Linked DNA regions of Homo sapiens: region 2 is linked to region 1. Evidence: chromatin contacts called from ENCODE Hi-C or POLR2A ChIA-PET data. All regions are on one chromosome and are shown on one strand. Each heading gives the region's core, a stretch centred on a gene start or an enhancer-like site at or near the end of the contact. The rest is flanking DNA. Distances are from core to core; before and after follow the strand shown.

The links. A loop is a pair of places that touch in the nucleus more often than their neighbours do. ChIA-PET counts read pairs that join two places held with the same protein, here RNA polymerase II (POLR2A). Pooled maps may share reads with other maps.
Region 2: a loop to region 1 is called in a map of endothelial cell of umbilical vein, with 4 times the contacts of the local background. The contact joins the promoter of JAKMIP2-AS1 here to the enhancer-like site in region 1. A Hi-C loop is called at or near these places in 1 of 168 maps with a recorded cell type or tissue (endothelial cell of umbilical vein) and 4 of 50 pooled maps. POLR2A ChIA-PET finds 5 or more read pairs at or near these places in 2 of 52 experiments (H1 and WTC11).

Annotation. Positions count from the first base shown.
Region 1 is chr5:147,481,866-147,486,553 of GRCh38, forward strand. All of the region lies in intron 1 of DPYSL3 (dihydropyrimidinase like 3), which reads right to left. Among named protein-coding and RNA genes, the nearest start is that of DPYSL3, 26 kb to the right of the region's middle. Within about 2 kb of position 2,251, at least 16 of the 41 ENCODE cell types and tissues checked have a DNase peak (open chromatin) inside an H3K27ac peak, as active enhancers do; they include endothelial cell of umbilical vein, where a contact is called at or near this core.
Region 2 is chr5:147,557,163-147,561,850 of GRCh38, forward strand. JAKMIP2-AS1 (JAKMIP2 antisense RNA 1) reads left to right here and starts at 2,832. Exons shown (of 4, transcript NR_038902.1): 1 at 2,832-2,975. RefSeq lists an enhancer at 3,631-4,560.

The DNA.
Region 1 (4,688 bases), core at 1,001-3,500:
AATTACCCAGTCTCAGGTATTCTGTTATAGCAGCACAAAATGGACTAAGACATGGTTCAACACAGATGCCAGATGCCTGCACATACAGTGGGTTGTGTTACAGGAGAATAATACTGATGTAGGAAGATTTGCCACTTTTACAGTAAGAGGAAGCAAAACTACTCTTTGTCTAGGGGAAACATTACCTCATCACTCAAGATTGCTCACTAAAAACATAACCATGAGAAATGATCCAGATAAAGAGCAGTCAGGGCCTCATATTTTTGTTATAACCAGCAACAACATGCAAGGATACCCAAAACCCATGGTTCCCTGCCTCTCCCAATGTAATTTACCAAGGACTTAGTAATTACACGATAAACAATAGCTATCAGTTTGGATCTCATAAAACCCAATCATGAAAGAACCCTTTTCACAATCTATAGATTTGAGGAAATCAGCTCAGAGAAGTAAAATGATTTGCTCAGGGGTAATACCCTTTGTGGAAGTGGTGGATCTGAGTGTTCAAAAATCAGAAATTATGACACCAAATCCCATGGCCATTCTTCTCCATCTAGATCTATATTTGTAAGGATAGGTGGCACACACCATCAGCTCAGATTGGCCACATAATGTGTGGAGCTCAGTGCCAATATTTCTAGAACTCTTGAATTTTAGAGCCAGAATGGCCCTACTTATAATCTATTCTAGTGATTTCCCAACTGTGTTCACCAGAGACCGTTTTTTCCACTGAGCTTCCTCAGAGGCCACCAAGGGGTAGAGGCTGGGCACATAAAAGGAAGGTTGAGAAAGTCTCTATCAAAGCAGTTTCACTTGTATTGAGCTTACGCATAAGATTACTTCTGATTTTTTTTTCTAAAAGAAGGAGGTTGTATTAGTCTGTTTTCACATTGGTATAAAGATACTGCCTTAGACTGGGTAATTTATAAAGGAAAGAGGCTTAATTGACTCACAGTTCTGCATGGCTGGGGAAGCCAAAGGAAACTTATAATCGTGGCAGAAGCTGAAGAAGAAGCAATTACCTTCTTCACAAGGAGGCAGAAAAAAGAAAGTGTGTGAAGGAGGAACTGTCAAACTCTTATAAAACCATCAGATCTCGTGAGAACTCACTATCATGAGAGCAGCATGGGGGAACTGCTCCCACGATCCAATCGCTTCCCACCAGATCTCTCGCTTGACACGTTGGGATTACAATTCAAGATGAGATCTGGGTGGGGACACAAAGCAAAACCATATGGCGGTGCTCACAGAAAATCTCACATTTAACTCAACTATAATTATTTCAACAATGGAGAAATTAAGGCCCAGAAAGGTAAAGGGATATGATCAAATTTACATGGTGAGTAACAGATCCATGTCTCACCCTCACTTTCCGAGCTTTCAGCGAATGCTTTTTAGTTAGAGCTGTTATATAATAAGAGGTACTTTTAAAAGCAAACAGTAGCAAGACACTAACAGGAAGCCAGGTGCTTTGAATTGCCTGGCCAGACATGACAATGGCCCCGGCTAATGTAACACTGTGTTTGAAATCAGAAAAGCTTGATGTGACTTCCTGATAAACTGTGTAATCAGCTGATTGACGTCCATTCATTCACTACTTCATTCCAATGTTTATTAAGGGTCTGTATATGCCAGGCACTGTTCTAACTCCCAGCTACACAACTGTGGAAAAGATAGATTTTGAATGAGTTACTCAGACTTTCTCATTTATTTATTCAAAAATTGGTAATGAGCATTTACTATGAGTCAACCCTGTGGCAGTGGTAAGGACACAGCCTTCAAAGGAATCTCAGGTGAGTGGGAAAGGGGTTAACAAGTATTTATTACACAGAATAATGAGTATTAAATAGAGGTGCATTCTGAAGCATATAGGTGGACCTCACCCGGAGAAAGGTCTCAGAAAACTTAAGATGAAGATGAGATCTGAACAAGAAGGAGTTAGAATAGCTCAGTTATCATATCTGTAAAATGAGAATAACTCGATTATCTCATCTGTAAAATGGGAATAATATCTCCCCCCCAAGGGATACTGTGAAGGCCCAATGAGCTACATATGTGAAAAGTCCAGCCTGGCACTGAGGAGTGAACATTACACGTCACTTTCCATCTCTGTCTTTGAACACACAAGAGTTGACCAGGATCTTAGGTCTGTCTCTCTGTCTGTCTGTCTGTGGCTAATGACCTGTGAAATCAGCAGCCCACATAATAAGAAATCTTTGTCTCTGGCCTCATTAGAACCAGGTTCCCGGCAAGTAACCAGTTCCAGACACTGGCCTTGGAAGGGAGCCCGTGCTGCTGGCCACTTCATTTGGGAATTTCATCCTGTTTGCAAAGATTGCACCAAACAGAATTTTTCTCCTAAAGTGGTTTCCTCCCCCATCCTCCTCCCCTTCACCAAATGATTTATGTCTCGCTGAGGGCTTTTCCCCTTCATAGCCCATCTGGCCTTCCTGCCTCAGCCTGCAGGGAGGGTGTAATCCTGTGTTTGCAGCTTTACAGATGGTTTCTATGGAAATTATGACAATATTACAGCTATTGTGGAGCCACATCACTGCTGACTGAATGAGGAGACAGGACTTGAAAGGGGAAATTTGGAATTAAATATCAACAACCTACGTCCTTAGAGACAATGACTGGTTTTCATGGAGCTTTTCCTATCAACAGTAACAAACAATAACAAACCAATAGTGTTGTTGTATTAGCAATATAAAGAAAGGTTATTTCTCAAATTCTTTGTGCAAGCTACACAGTGTAGACAGAATCAGGCCCTAAGCAAGTGCTCACTGGTAATATTCAGACATCAGAGCAAATTAGAATTTTGGATAGGGGTTAAAAAATCGAGGCATATAACTCAGATAACCGAATGCTTCAAATCTCCACCATGTCACACAAGACCAGGCTACAACTGCATATGATTTGACGTGGTTTGTTAACTGCTCTCTAACATCAACAGAAGAACTCAGCAAGGAATTGGGAAACAGAAATGCTTATTTAGAGACAAGGAGTGGTCAGCATCCATTAATAGTTTCCAAAGATTGAGATGGTAAAGAAGTAACCACAAAACCCCTCCATTTAGAGTTTCTCACCAGCATCGTTCCTTACTTTTGCTGTGGGCCATACTTTTTATATTTGTATATTTTCCTACAGCCCATGAGAGTTTTAGTCTCTTTTTTCAACTATGTTTTGAGGTTGATTTAGGCAAGATCTCTTTTTTGTAACAGAAACTGTACTGCTTTTATTCGATTGCAAAAGCAACCCACAGCATCGTAGAAAATGTAGAAAATGGAGCTGAAGGAACAGAAGAAAACACGTCACACGTTATTTATTCCTCTTACCACTGCTAAGATTTTGTAAAATTTCCATTTAATTTTTTGATTGTGGCTGAGAGCGTGAGTTTGGAGATTTAGACAAAATTCTTGCTTTGTGAGCTGTCTGAGTTCATGCAGTTTACTTAATCTCTCTAAACCTCAGATTTTTAAGCCAAAGAGCTGATCATGCCTTCCTTCAAAGGGCCAAGCGACTAAATAAACCAGGAGTACTTCCTCACAGCAATACTCTCCCATAGCATCATTTTTAATGGCTCTAGAGTACTTTCCATCATATGAATATGACATTATTTATTTACAATATTCTATTACTAAATATTTCAGTCGTTTTATGTATTCTTTACTATTAAAATGCATAGAGTGACTTATAAATAATCTCCAGTCTCTCCCTTTGTTTCCTATGTATTATGCAGCAGAGAAATTTAATTCAACTAATTTACATCAAATACGCTGAGCACAAGTGTCTGTGGTGAGAAGTAAGTGGTAGGCCCTGCCCTTACAGAGCTGAGCAGGATGGTAGGTTGGAAACAGCACTGACCTGGGAAATAAGAAATTGGAGTCTCAGCTCCTCCTCCGCAATCCTCTTCTATTAACTGTAACTTGGGCAAAAGATCTAATTTTTCCTTTCTCATCTGTAAAAATGATGTAATTATAGTATCTTCTTCCAAGGATATTTGTGAACAGAATTAATTAATGTAAAGTGCTTTAAAAAGTGCCTGGCCCAGCACTATTCACAATAACCAAAAATGGAAACAACCCAATGTCTATCAGCTGATGAGAAGATAAATACAATCTGATATATACATACAATGGAATACTATGCAGCCATAAAAAGGAAAGAAGTACTGACACATGCCACAACATGGATGCACCTTGAAAACTATGCGAAGTGAAAGAAGACAAACACCAAGGCTACATATAGTATAATTTCGTTTATATAAAATATCCAGAATAGGTAAACAAGTAGAAAAAGAAAGCAGATTAGTGAATGCCAAAGGCTGGAGGTTGTGGTGTGATGAGAAAATTCTGGAACTACATTGTTGTGATAATAGTAAAATATTGTAAAGGTACTTTATACTTCTGAATTGTACTTAAAATGGTTAAAAAGGTAAGTTTATGTTATGAGTATTTTACAACAACTTTTAAAAAGCAATGCCTGGCATATAATAAATGCTCAAAAATTTTTATTTTTCATCCTTATCACCTCTCAAGTCCTCAGTTTTCCTATTTGTAGAGTGAAAAGGGTAGGACAAAATAATCTTGAAATTGCTTCTAGCTCAGAGTTTCTATCTATAGTCTAGTTGGATGAATGCCTTATGATGGAGAAATCTTTTCATGAATATCGATTCCGTGCCTTCTCCC
Region 2 (4,688 bases), core at 1,582-4,081, 76 kb after region 1:
TGGTCTCAAATTCCCGACCTCAGGTGATCTGCTCCCCTCAGCCTCCCAAAGTGCTGGGATTACAGGCGTGAGCCACCATGCACAGCCCATGAAGGGCCTTAAGATTAGCATCTTGAAAAATACATGCATGGCAAGAAGCAAAATGCCCAGTTTTAACAAGAGTTGAAAGGAATATATTGACAATTTTAAGATGCTCATTTTAGAGTTCTTTCTTGCCTAAGTTCAAGAGCAAGACATTGGGAAGTTACTGAGCAGTTTGCATAACACCAGCTGCAGGAGACACTTGTTGAAGTCCTGGGTGGTGTCCACTGGCTTAGTGAAGAACAAATTATGGCAAAGTGGCTTCCTTCAGTGGTATTATTAAGTCTCAACTTCAATATTGTATCTCTTTCTTATTGACTAACACTTTAGAATGGGCTATGTCCCCTAGTATATCTACATTCTCAGCCTATAACTTCGATTCGTAGCATTTGTCACAAATTTAATTTAAGCAAATATTTGTGTAATAATTTGTATGATGAACTCCTTTGTCATTAGAACATAAGGTCCATGAGTTGATTTTTTTTTTTCACTTTTGGAAGAAATACAAATGTTTAGCTCAATGCTAAACATATATGAGGATCTCACTTAGTTTTTGTTGAATGAATCAAAGGAAGGGAAAATAATTTACCTGAAATGATGAACAAAAACAATAAAAAGTTTGATTTCATTAGAAGTGAACCTAGTTGTTTCCAAAATTTGTAGATTAAAAAACGGCCCTTTTAATTACTGCTTATTGAAAAATTATGCAATGAGTTACAAGCCCCCATGAATTCTGTCGTGCCTTTCTAAGACCTTGCATTTTGTTGTAAGTCCATTTACATATACTTGGAAAATAATAGGGAGTTTCTGTATGTGACACATGATTTATTCCACCTGCAGGCAATGCCGCAGACAAGCACACACACTTGGTGTTCTGTTCCACCGTTCTTTGGATACCAGATGACTGTCACTGTAGTTTGGAAACTACTAAGCTAATACCCCAAATTGCACCCTATTCTAACATTCTGAGGTTTATTCAGTGTTTGGCAACAAGGTGAATAAGAAAACCTGACATTTAATAATTAGCACAAAACAACTGTAAAATCTCAAGCATGCCTTTTAGCCGTCAGCGTTGCGTAATAAGTTGGTAGTGCTATTCTTCTGGGGCTTCTTTAAGATAACATAGGTATCTGGCAAGGAAGTGTCTACCTCTGTCTTCTCCTGTTCTCTAATCTCTTAATTGTTACTTCCCAACAGATGCCAATGGGCCAGAGAGCCTGTATGACACAATCCAAAAACATCAGCATCTCAAGGCACAGACTAACTCAGAGAAGGGGTTAGAATGGATCCAGAGGGAAAATGTTGAGCAACCAGCACAGCAAAGAAGCTTATCTTTGCACACTTCACAGTTTTTAAAGCACTCAGAAAATCTTCAAGGCTGCAGATTGAGAAAGTGACAATGGATGAAATAGAGGAGCAGAACAGTTAAGTGACTTGCCCAAGGTTTAACAGATAGTAGGAGGTATTAATAGAAGCGGACCTTAGCAATCTGAACCTTGTGTCTAATGTCTTTGTTGTGTATATCCTTCCCACCTTTGCCCTCCCTCCCCAAACACAAGAATGTTCTTGTAGATGGAAATCTTTTGGTGCTATGGCTGAGCAATGTGGGTGGTTTGTGTTCTGTTTCTTTTCTGTTTATTTGGGGATTTTGCCTCTGTTTATAAAATATTATCTCTCGGTGTCTATAGTATTTTGCTGTTGTTGTTAAAGTGCCCAGAATCTCTCAGACCTTGGTGTAGCTGAGTTGTGGCCAATATGATGCCTGATTATTCACACTGTGGGGGAAAAAGAGTAGGCTTTTGTAAACTTATGGAGGACTGCCCCCTGGGGGCCAGAAGAATGAACCCCTCCCTGGACATGAGTAGAGTAGGTGCAGGAGGCTGATAAACACGGTGAACCCTATGTGCCCATTAATATCCAAGAAAACCTCAGTAGTGGCATTCTATTGGGATCACTCATGCCAATTCCCAGATTTCTCATGCATTACTTTTCTCACCCCTTAGCAAGCCAAATTTAGTAAAGATTACTGTAGAAAACCTAACTTTTCAAAATTAACAGGTGTTTCTAAAAGAAAACTAGAACAATGAAAAAAAAAGTAAGGAGACAAGATTGCCTATCATCGCATCACCAGAGACAACATTTTCTCCTAAATCTTTCTAGCCTTTATTTTCTGCATGGATATATATACCTATTATATATATAATTTATTGTAACACTTTGGGAAGCTGAGGCAGGTGGATCACTTGGGTCTAGGAATTTGAGACTAACTCGGGCAACATGGCAAAACCTGGTCTCTAAAAAAATACAAAAATTAGCCGGGCATGGTGGTGCACATCTGTGGTCCCAGCTACCCGGGAGGCTGAGGTAAGAGGATTGATTGAGCCTTGAAGGTTGAGGCTGCAGTGAGCCATGATTGTGCCACTGCACTCCAGCCTGGGTGACAGAATGAGATCCCGTCTCAAAAATATATATTTTAAAATAGAATTATTCTGTACCCTCTGTTCTCTGGCTTGCTTTGTATCCTCTATAGTGTCTTAATGGCATAGATTTTTTTCAAGTTCACACAGAGCTTTTCTCAGCTATTTCATAGCCAGAATAAAGCTGTGGCTAGAGAGGAATGCCCTCTAGCTGGAGAAGGCAGTATGATGGAATGCCAGCTTCCCAAACCAAAACGTGCTTATGAACCACCTGGGGGCCTGCTTAACATGCAGATTCTGATTCAGGAGGTCTGGGGTAGGACTTAGGATGCTGTATTCCTACTGTGCTCTCTGAGGATGTGGATGCTGTTGATCTGCGGACCACACTTTGAGAAATACACAGGTGACAGCTGTGGTGGAAAGAACTCCCATCCAGGAATCAAAACATGTCTTCACATTTTGGCCATGGAACTTGGGGTAAGTTTCTAAACCTCTTAATCTTTGTTCTTTTACATATAGAAAAAGAAATCATAAACATCTGAACATGCTAAGCTCAAAATATGGGTTTATTAAAGTATAGCTGAACTGAAATCCAGTCATGATAGAAAGACTAGTTGAGGAAAGAATAATTCTATCTCATATCCCCTATTCTCCCCTGTCACTCCAGCAGAAGAAAAAATCTGCCATCAGAACAGGAAAGAAAGCTCACTAAATAGCTTATTTGCTAAAGAAGTCCAAGGTACTGAATTTAGACAGGTAAATTGATCTATTTTGCCTTTTCAAAGCATTAAATAAAAAAAGAACTATAACCCTAATGGACGGGATCCCCTAGCTGTCTCTGCCCACCCTACAGCAGCTTGAAGGCTGATTCGTTTCTTTTACAAATACATGAACATCTCAAATATATGTCCAAACTTCGAGAAATCTACTTTTCTTATTTCTGTTCTTTTTCTATTTTTTTTTTCTGTCTAAGCGCCAGACACACACTGTCTCTCTCTCTCCCAATCCTCCTTTCCATTGCCTCCCCATCTTGCTGGTTTCAACTTCTTTTCCCTCCTAGACACAGTATTCCCCTCTGGATCCCTCCACATTCCTTCCCTTTCTAAATTCTTGGCTTCTCTAATTCATGTGTTCACATACATTTCCCTACTCAACACAAAGGCTCCTTTCCAGGAGTCTGGTGGGACCTTGCTTTTTCCTTGACATATTATTATTATTTGATTTTTTAAAAAACTGTGATTCAAAAGCAGAAGAGCATAAAAATTAGACTTGCGTGTTTCTCTTTTCAGCTAGGGAAGTTGCCAGCTACATCATCTTGTAATTCCCAACTCCTTTTCTTACAAGGGCAGACTCTTAATCACTCAGCTTGGCTTCTCTTTCAAAGGTAGGAACAGAGGGAACCATGAGAGAAAGGACTGATAGAAAGGACTCGCCCACTGCCTGAGGAGCCACCTGAGACAAGGATAGTCAGTCTAGTTCTGTGAGGGGGAGTAGATGCTGGGCTGAGCCAGTATGATGCTTCCTTGTGTTCCAGGAAGTTCTTTGTATAAAAACTGAAAGAACTGCTTTTTAAGGGCTGTTTGATTCTGGACTCCTGTGATTAAGTTCTGAAGGCCTCACACTGAGACCAAAATTCCCCAATTATATTCTCTTGAAGAATCACCCTGGGTGGGCTCAGCTTGGGGGTAGAGAGTTGTAACTAGGCAAAAAAAAAAAAAAGAAAGAAAGAAAGAAAGAAAGAAAGAAAGAAAGAAAGAAAGAAAGAAAGAAAGAAAGAAAGAAAGAAAGTGAACTAATATAGTTTAATTTATTGCCCACATCAGGCCAAGATAAAATTTCTGAGATTTACATGTCCAGATATTTAATGAGCAAATGCTTTCCTTTACTGAGATTTTTTGGTAGTTGTATGTAATTCACTTTGTTGCAATTTCCTTGTTTATTCCCATGGAGCCTAACATAGTCTCCAGCTTCTTAGGGTAAGGGCAGCAAATCCTTCTCTGCATACCCACAGCAATAGAGTAGGGGAGAGGATGGAGAGTTTCTTTGTTGTGATCTAGTCACCTTTCTCTCAGATTCCTGATTTTATGTAATAATTGTGTATGCGTGCGTGTGTGTGTGTGTGTGTGTGTGTGTGTGTGTTGGAGACATATGGTTTAGTGTTAATTTAAATTAATATGAGATTACCCAAAT